Linked DNA regions of Homo sapiens: region 2 is linked to region 1. A link is a contact called in ENCODE Hi-C or POLR2A ChIA-PET data. All regions are on one chromosome and are shown on one strand. Each heading gives the region's core, a stretch centred on a gene start or an enhancer-like site at or near the end of the contact. The rest is flanking DNA. Distances are from core to core; before and after follow the strand shown. Region 1 holds the start of BIRC6 (baculoviral IAP repeat containing 6). Region 2 overlaps BIRC6 (baculoviral IAP repeat containing 6).

What was found. A loop is a pair of places that touch in the nucleus more often than their neighbours do. ChIA-PET counts read pairs that join two places held with the same protein, here RNA polymerase II (POLR2A).
Region 2: a map of chondrocyte shows a loop between it and region 1 (2.8-fold over the local background). The contact joins the enhancer-like site here to the promoter of BIRC6 in region 1. A Hi-C loop is called at or near these places in 2 of 168 maps with a recorded cell type or tissue (aorta and chondrocyte). POLR2A ChIA-PET finds 5 or more read pairs at or near these places in 6 of 52 experiments (A549, Caco-2, PC-9 and 3 more).

The regions. Positions count from the first base shown.
Region 1 is chr2:32,354,518-32,359,234 of GRCh38, reverse strand. BIRC6 (baculoviral IAP repeat containing 6) reads right to left here and starts at 2,212. Exons shown (of 74, transcript NM_016252.4): 1 at 1,749-2,212. The coding sequence starts at 2,073. RefSeq lists enhancers at 1,002-1,514, 2,029-2,541 and silencers at 1,766-1,995, 2,156-2,525.
Region 2 is chr2:32,482,779-32,487,495 of GRCh38, reverse strand. BIRC6 (baculoviral IAP repeat containing 6) reads right to left here. Exons shown (of 74, transcript NM_016252.4): 40 at 1,737-1,853. Among named protein-coding and RNA genes, the nearest start is that of MIR558, 47 kb to the left of the region's middle. Within about 2 kb of position 2,460, at least 3 of the 41 ENCODE cell types and tissues checked have a DNase peak (open chromatin) inside an H3K27ac peak, as active enhancers do; they include PC-9, where a contact is called at or near this core.

The sequences.
Region 1 (4,717 bases), core at 963-3,462:
CTTATTCCAAGTTAAAAATCACAAAAATACTACATCCTCAAGATAGAAACATATACTAGAAAGTGTAGACATATATGAAAAGGATAAAATCAAATTAAAGATAACGTTTATGAAGAGGGAGGATTGGAGAAATGCAGTCCAGGAGAGATTCAGCTGAGATTTTAATCCTATTTGTAAAGTTTTATTTCTTAACCTGAGTTGGGGATGCATGGTGTTCACTGTAATTACTCTTCATACCTTTTCATACTTGAAATACTTTTAAATGACTTTTAAAAAGAAAGACATCCAATTACCAATGAGCATCTCCCTCTTACACACAGTGAGAAGCCATTATGTCCAAGTTGCAGTAACTGTTCACTGCTACATCTGGGCCACCCCATCATTTACCTAAGCCAAGAAAAGAAAAAATTACAAACCTACCTCCCAAAACTTTCTCTTAGATATGTTCCAAGTTTATATCCTGAAACTATACATAATCCAATTCTTTCACAACTCTCACATCAACAATAATTAACATGTCTAATTTCACGTTTGCATCCCTAAATTGCCATTTACTCTTACAAATGCCTTATTACTCACATAGTAAACTTTTCCTTGTTCGTCTACGTTAAAATACAAGTGAATTGGTTGACCACATAACTACTTCCACTTGGCTAAACGCAGACAGTTGTATACATTACATCTCTATGCAGGAGTCCGATTCACTCATACACTAACTTTTCAATCTAAACCTACAACATCCAAATTAAGCCACCCATCATTTAACCACAAATGAAATGTCATCTCCGCCAAATCTAACTCAGCCAGGGCCATTCCAAAACCACTCCAGTCCGTCCACTGAGCATACACCTCACGCATCTGAAAGTCCCGTCCCTGGACCAAGGTTTACGCCACCCAGAAGTGCTCTCCTCCAATGGTGAGACTCAGACACACCTTCAAATCCTAATTTTCGGCTCGCTGTGGGAAAACAAGTAGAGACAGCCTGAAGTTACAAACCCAAAGGAATCTATTTCATACACCACAGGTCCTGACTTTCTCGTCACTGGGGCGTAGAAGTTGGAAGCCCCGAGCAAGGGGACCAGGTCTAGTCGTCTTCGGCGTCCGCAGAGTCCTACAGTCGTCGACCAAGCAGTTCAGGCAGCTGGCCCGCCTACTTCCCTCCCCACCCCCACCACGACCCACCCCACCCCCACCCCACCCCCACCCCCACGCTGGGCGCACAGCCCGCGGTCTGTCCCCCGCACTGCGGGACCTGAGAACAGCAGACTGCCGGCTCCTCTCCCACAAGGGAGGGCTTGGTTGCCGGCTCAGACGCTCCCCGCCCCTCGCCTCCGGCCACCAGCCTCTCCGCCCGGGGTCAACCCTTCCAGCCTTTCGCTCTCATCTAACCGGACGCAGGACCGACAGCCTCTCCAGGGCCTACCCGGGCCTCGCTTCCTCCGGTGCCAAGCTCCAAGGTCTCCTCACCTCTCGCGGAGGACCAAGCCAGACCGGACGCTCCAGGCCCGAAAGGCAACTCCCCTCCCACCACTCCCTGACTCGCCGGTCTTTCCTCCCAACTGCAGCCGCTGAAAAAGCCAAGTCCTAAGGTCCCCCTCCATCAGCTTCCGGGCCTCCCTTCACGGCTGGGCCCGAACCCCCAGCCCTGCCCTCTCGCCATCTCGCTTCCCCGAGTCGCGAGGCCGAGCCCCGGGGCTGGACGGCTTCTTTCCCCGGCTTCGCGCCCGCCCGGCGTGCGGAAGACTCACCACTGAGCGCGGAGGCCTGCAGTGTGGCCCCCGAGGTGCCGTCGATGACTTTGATGGTCCCGCGGCTAGTGACGGCCAGGATGGCGTTGAGCGCAGGGTGGTAGGACAGGCTGTGCAGCCCGTCGGCGTCGCAGTGCATGCAGCCGTCCCGCAGCACCAGCCACTCTGAGACCCCGGCCGCCCCCGCCCCCGCCGCCGAGGAGCAGCCGGGGCCCGAGGCCGCCGCAGCCGCAGCCGCCATCTTCCGGCCTGCGCTCAGCACAATCACACTGGGAAGCGGCTCAGTGACAGTCCCGGGAGGTGCAGCACCACCACCAGTCACCATCCGGGGCCAGGGGGCAAGCCGAGCGCGTTAGCCGGAAGTGAAGTCAGGCGCCCGCACGCACGCGGAACGTCGATCGCCCGGCCGGAGGGGCCAAACTCGGAGGGAGGCTGACGGGAGAGGGGGAGAAGCAGGGAGGGAGGCGGGGCCCGGGGCGCGGGCTGGAGGCCGGCGGGTGGAGCATGCGCGGGAGGGCTCGCGCGTGCCACGCGCCGCGGGTCTGGCCAGTTCCGCGTCCGCAGCGTCCCAGTTTCTTCCTGTGAGCCTGGGGAGTGGCGGCTGCCGAGTCCGCCCCGCTCCTCGCGGGGGCAGGGGGAGGGGTTGGCCTCCGTGCATTTCCGCTAGGTGGGGACCCCCGCCCTTGCGACCTGTCCGGTACGCCCGGAGGCCTTTTGCAGCGGTTCCAGCTGCGCCTTGACCGTTCCCGGTACGCACGGTGCAGCTGTTCGGCCGTGGCCGGAAGCGGACCTCTGGGTCTCGGTCACGGCTCTGGTGTGAGAATAAACAATCAGAAGCCTCTCGTTTGGATTGGAAGGAACCGAGCGACCTTCCCAAACCTGTACCTTTTACCACGCCTGCCCTCCCCATTCCCAAGGCTTTCTGTTGAACAGAAGTACCAGATACGAGGTGCTGGAAGCGCATAGTTAAGCTTAGTTTCTCTATCCACATTCCAAACAACCCGAGTTACCGGAATTAATAGGAGTGTGGGTCTGTGTGAGTGTGTGGTGGGGTGTGTTGGAGGTCTAGAAAGGACTAATCAATTTACTAATCATCCCCCCTTGGAGAATTTTTTTAAAACTTTTTATTTTGAAATAGATTACAGTTGAAAATATACTACAGACCTCTGTGGTCTTTCTCTCCAAAAGCCATAACCCCTATCTAACTATGAGAAAACCATTTGACAAACCCAAACTGTAGGACATTATTTTTATAAAATACCTAAACACTACTCAAAGATAGTACAGAGAGATCCAATTTACTCTTTACCCAGTTTCCCCCAATGGTTGCATATTACATAATTCTAGTACAATCTCAAAAGGAGGGATTTGATAGTTGTATGATGTGTGTATAGTTCAATGTCATTTTATCACATGTAGACCTACGCACCATAGTCAAGATGCAGAGTTGTATGTTCTATATGTTTTGTGATCATTAGGTTATTTTGGAAAGAACTAGTTTTCCTTAAAAACCTAATCAAAGATCTGTTGTGAGGATTAAGAATCATTTGTAAAATGTGTAGAAGAGCATCTGACAAGTATATACTACGTGCTCAATAAAAATTATAAAAGTTAATTGCCCTCTCACATTCATGCGAACTTCCTTCAGGAAATCTTCATGGATTACCTGAACTACATCTTAAACTATTAGCCATCAGGCTACATCTGAAACACTTAGAGATTTGACTGTATTCCTCTCTTCTTGGGGGTCCCTAAAATACACTGAAGTTCCTGGGCCTGCCAGAGAGTGACATTCCTTACTCATCTGTGGTTCTTTTTTTTTTTTTTTTTTGGCTTTTTTGTTTGTTTTTGTTTGTTTATTGAGACGGAGTCTCACTCCGTCGCCCAGGCTGGAGTGCAGTGGCGTGATCTCAGCTCACTACAACTTCTGCCTCTTGGATTCAAGCAATTCTCGGCCTCAGCCTCCTGAATAGCTGGGATTACAGGCACCTGCCACCACGCCTGGCTAATTTTTTTTTTTTTTTTTTTTTGTATTTTTAGTAGAGATGGGGTTTCACCATCTTGGCCAGGTTGGTATTGAACTCCTGATCTCGTGATCCACCTGCCTCGGCCTCCCAAAGTGCTGGGATTACAGGTGTGAGCCCCCGCGCCCGGCCACTCAGGCCACTCACCTGTAAGTCTGGGAACAATCAGGCCAGTTTTTCAAACGAAGACTTTATTGGCTCCATAAAGTCAACCATAGCTCCTTAATGCCATCTGGTCATGTTTGAAAATATGACATTCCAGTCAAAACCTGGTTAATACAACCAGTGCCTCCAATTATGTCTTGTTACAGGAGAACACATTTTTATAGAAATTATGCAAATAACTATATTGCCATAAAAATAGGAATACTTGGCCGGGTGCGGTGACTCATACCTGTAATCCTAGCACTTTGACTAGCCTGGCCAACATAGTGAAAGCCCATCTCTACTAAAAATAGAAAAAAATGAGCCGGGCCTGGTGGCGGGCACCTGTAGTCCCAGCTACTAGGGAGGCAGAGGCAGGAGAATCACTTGAACCCTGAAGGCGGAGGTTGCAGTGAGCAGAGATCGTGCCACTGCACTCCAGCCTGGGCGACAGAGCGACAATCTGCCTCAGAAAAAAAAAAAAAAAAGAAAATGGGACAAGTTGAGTTTACCTACTTAGTAAGGGCTAAAGCTTTTTACCAATATTTGTGGAAAATTCTTTTTACTTTTTTTTTTATTTGCCCTGTTTCAAAACAGTCTCATTTTTTTCTCTCTTTTCAGCCTCAAGTGATTGATTTGGAGGGTCCTCTCAGTCCCTTCAGAGCCCCCAGTGGAGGGTAGGGAGCCTAAAGTGCAAGTGACTGTGGGGCTGGAGTGAGAAGGGAAAGGATCTGGCAGTGGTGGACAAAGTTGGCAAAGGTTATAATCAGTAGGGATTTCTGGTTTCAGAGAAGAAGGGTT
Region 2 (4,717 bases), core at 1,211-3,710, 130 kb before region 1:
GTGTTTTTATAACATTACTTGAAAGTAAAAAAGACAATGACCAAAGAGAGAAGTTCCCAAATTCATAGGACTCAAACCAACAAAAAAAGGCAAAGAACTTTTCTAGCAATTTTTATTTGCATTTTTTTCCAATTAATAAAGGAGGGAAAGTAAAGGGAAAGAAATAAGACTCCTGACTAATTATTGATAAGGTAGTTTTAGAATAATCTAGATTCTAGTTCATTCATCTTTAACCTTGACTATAGATTAGAATCATCTGGGGAGCTTTCAGAAGTTCTGATGCCCAGGTTACACACAAAACTAATTAAATGAGAATATATTCATGGGAACCAGAGAAATACAAGGATACTAAGAGCTTTATCATATATTTAGAGCCTTATTTTATTATTATACTAAAAAGAGAGACAGCTGTGTGCAGGATAATCAAAAGATAAAGAGGAGACACCAATTTCAAACAGATTTTCTTTTTTATTCTTTTTTTTTTCAAATATCCTTTCAGAATTACGAAAAGATATTCTAATAAGTGCTTTTAAATAAGAAATGTCTAACAAAGAAAAGGGTTACTTTGGGCAGTACCGAGTTATCTCTAATCATGCAGACACTGGACCCTACAAAAGGGATCCCCATATTGCCTGGGAGATAAGATACAAGAATATTTGTGTACCAATACTGAGATTATAGAACACTAGACCATTCCTTCTGTTTTTCTTTTTTCCCTTCTTTTGATACCCTCTAAAGCAAGAAACAAATGAAGATTGCAGACTGAAAGAATTCAATTTAACATAAGGAAGATGTAAAAACTCAAATTTCTCTATTGAAATGGGTTGTGAACTCTCCATAAGAGAAGCATCTGTAATTTTATTCGGTTCTACCTACTATCTCTACCCCTTCTTCACTCTGACCTAGAGAAGGTGAAGCAATATGCAGGCCTAAGAAAACAAAAACCAGCACCCTCTTCTAAGCACAGCTCCCCAATCTGTCCTTGAAAAACACCGTGCTATTTCAACTGTACTCCTCCGAGGTCTACCCAGTTCCAGACTTGTGTAGACCTCATCAAGGAAAACAAACCGTAATGTGATGGCCAGCTCTGGCAGGCTACCTGTTTCTTGTAACACAGCCATACCCATTCATTTACATATTGTCTATGGCTGTTTTCCTGCAACCAAGTCAGAGTTGAGTAGTTTCAATACACACCATATGGCAAGGAAAGCCTAAAATATTTACTATTAGTCCTTTACGAAAAAGTTGGCCTTTCTTTTCTGTAGGTTATTAGGTAGTAAATCCTCTCAATTCTGGCTTTCAACTAACAGGCCTATTTGGCTGTCATCCTACACTATATTCTCTATCCTAGTCTTTAAGGATGATAAAGATGTTACTACAAAAAATCTACTTCATCATAAATTTGGAATAGTGCAATGAACTCACAGGCAGGTATGAAGGCTTCTGTAGGAATTTTATTAACCTTACAACAATACAGTAAACAAAACACAATGGAGGTTTCTGCACTGAACTGACAGCACTACATGGAAGTATTTTGCATGATACTCTCTGCATTTGTTAATCCTTTGTCTTAGTTTTCAACTTGCTACTAACTCGGAGCCAGGAAAGTGCTACATACTAAGTCCCCTCAGACTCACATCATGGAATTTAAAAATCTGTCCTTGATGAATCCACCTGAAAATGATGAAGAGCTGAATCATTCACTGCAATACTCTAAAAATGGTCATTTTACTTACATGTAGGAGATGTATTTGTTAATGCCTGTAAAATGGAATCTGCCTCCAGAGTAGACATCATTTTCAACATCAGTTCTGCTTGCTGTTCAAGTCCAACTTCTAGGCGAGCATCCAGGGCTACAAAAAGCAATTGAAAGAAAAAGAAAACATTGACAATTATTACTCATGTCCTACCTCCTACAATAAAATGATGACATCTGAACCCAAGAGAGGATGAAGAGTGTGTTCTTACAGAACAGCCACCTAACATGCAGTATCGGAGCCACAGCAGGGGAAGAATATCTGTGGAAAGGAGGGTAGAGACAGGCGATTGGTTATATAGAGACAGAAATATTAAATAAGTGAAGTAACAATAATGGAAACAAAGACATTAAGGATAATGAGAACCAGGTTTCTCACTGTCAGAATAAAGTGCTATAAATACAGACAAGAAGAAAGCTAAAATGAACCCTATGGAGTTAGATTAAATCCAGATACACTGATGTGAATTCATCATATTCAGAATAGATAGACAGATACAGAAATATAGATGCCAAGTGTGTGTGTTCACACGCACACACAAACACATACTCCCTAGCTCTGTCCACCACGAGGAAATGAAAACAGTCCCAAAATAGCAACACATATATCCATGACGAAATCATGGTTTGTTAACCACATTTCTCCTTTAAAAGGTTTTGAAATACCATGCTCCTTTAAGAAGTGACTAATTCCCGGGGTGGGGCAGATTAAAGTAAAGGATGAGCCTGGGCTATCATGTTTTGCCAGAGAACAAGGAAGTGCTAAAATGATGAGAAAATCTCAAGGGGGATCCTATTGGTCAAATTTGAGACAATCTGAACATCAAAAAACAGATGACAACATTGTGAATATCTTCATTAACAGTGAACTATACACACACAAAAAATGGTCAAAATAATAAATTTGCCAGGTGTGGTACAGCATGCTGTAATCTCAGCTACTTGAAAGGCTGGGGTTGAAGGACTGGGCTCACCCAGGAGTTCAAGACCAGCCTGGGCAACATAGTGAGACCCTATCTCAACAAATAAAAAAGAAAAATTTTATGTTATTTACATTTTTCCACAATTTAAAAAAATGGTAAGGTATAATTCACTGAATAAAAAAAGGCAACCATGAGTCCGTTCAAAACTGAACGAATAAACTATTACAGTAATTTTTTCTTTCTTTCTTTCTTTTTTTTTTTTTTTTGAGTTGGAGTTTTGCTCTATCGTCCAGGCTGGACTGCAGCAGCACGATCTTGGCTCACTGCAACCTCTGCCCCAGGGTTATAGCAATTCTCCTACCTCAGCCTCAGTTCCCAAGGATTACAGGTACCCGCCACCATGTCTGGCTAATTTTTTTATATTTGTAGTAGAGATGGGGTTTCACCATGTTGGCCAGGCTGGTCTCGAACTCTTGACCTCAGGTGATCCACCTGCCTCGGCCTCCCAAGTGCTGGGATTACAGGCGTGACCACCGCACCTGGCCAGTAATTTTTTCAAAAAGAAACTTTGTGAGGAACAGGATAGTTATAGTTTCCGAGTACCATTCTGCTCCCCAGCCCCCAAAAAACTTTTTACAGCAGCCGGGCACAATGGCTCACACCTTTAATCCCAGCAATTTGGAAGGCTGAGGAGGGCGGACTGCTTGAGCTCAGGAGTTTGAGAACAGCCTGGTCAAAATGGTGAACTGCTTCTTGATTCTAGGAGGCAGTGACTGCAGGGAACTGAAAATCATGCCACTACACTCCAGCCTGAGTGACAGAGCAAGACCATGTGTGTACCCCCAAAAAACCCAATGAGAACAAAACATTTTTACAGAGGGGAAAAGAATAACTTTACAAGGGAGAAGCCCAGAAGACAACTCATTCATCAAGTGGTTAAACTTAACATCACCAATAATGAGAGAGATCAAAATCATGGGCCACCCTAATTGAATGAAATGTTGGGGGGGAGCATTATTTGTGGAATATTCCTTCGAAGATGCATTAACTCAATATTCTATTCACAAGGAAATAGCATACAAACACAAACTGAGGACCATTCTACAAAATAACTGGCCTGCCATCTTCAAAAGTATCAATGTCATGAAGGTCAACTATGAGGAACTACTGCAGACTGAATGAGACTAAAGAGACGTGACGATTAAATGCAATGCATTATTTTCCCTGGGCTCTTGTGCATAAGGAACATTATTTTGACAACCGCTATAATTTGAATGGGCTCTCAGTATTTGACAGCAGTAACGTTAATTTCCTGATTTTGAGGGAATATACTTCTTGATATGTATATATGGAAGAATGTCCTGATTTGTAAAACAAAACAAAACAAAAATGACATCAAATTACCAACGTACTCTCAAATGGTTCTAGAGAATAAACATTCTCCGCATTTAACTTGAAACATTCTGGTAAATGTGTGTTTCAAATTTTTAAAAAATATTTTATAACAGAAGGAGCAGCGTTGAAAAGGGAAAAAATGTATTTTATTAAAAAATTAAACACATCTCATATATTCTACATGACTAAAAAAGTGTAAAAATAAAGCCAGGCATGGTGGCTCACTCCTGTAATCCAAGCACTTTTGGAGGCCGAGGCAGGCAGATCATTTGAGGTCACAAGTTCGAGACCAGCCTGGCCAACATGGTGAAACCTGTCTCTACTAAAAATACAAAAAATAGCTGGGCTTGGTGGCATGCACCTATACTCCCAGCTACTCAAGAGGCTGAGGCAAGAGAAGCCCCTCGACCTGGGAGGCAGCGGTTGCGGTGAGATGGGATCACATCACTGCACCCCAGCCTGGGCAACAGAACAAGACTCCATCTCAAAAAAAAAAAAAAACTGCAAAAATAATACTTATTTAATGTAGTTTCATTCTCTTTATAAATAAAATACAAGTTTACTATTAAAGTCAACAATTAAAATACAGCACAGTTCATTAAAATCATTGCCAATCCCATACAACACTTGCTAGGTGTTATTC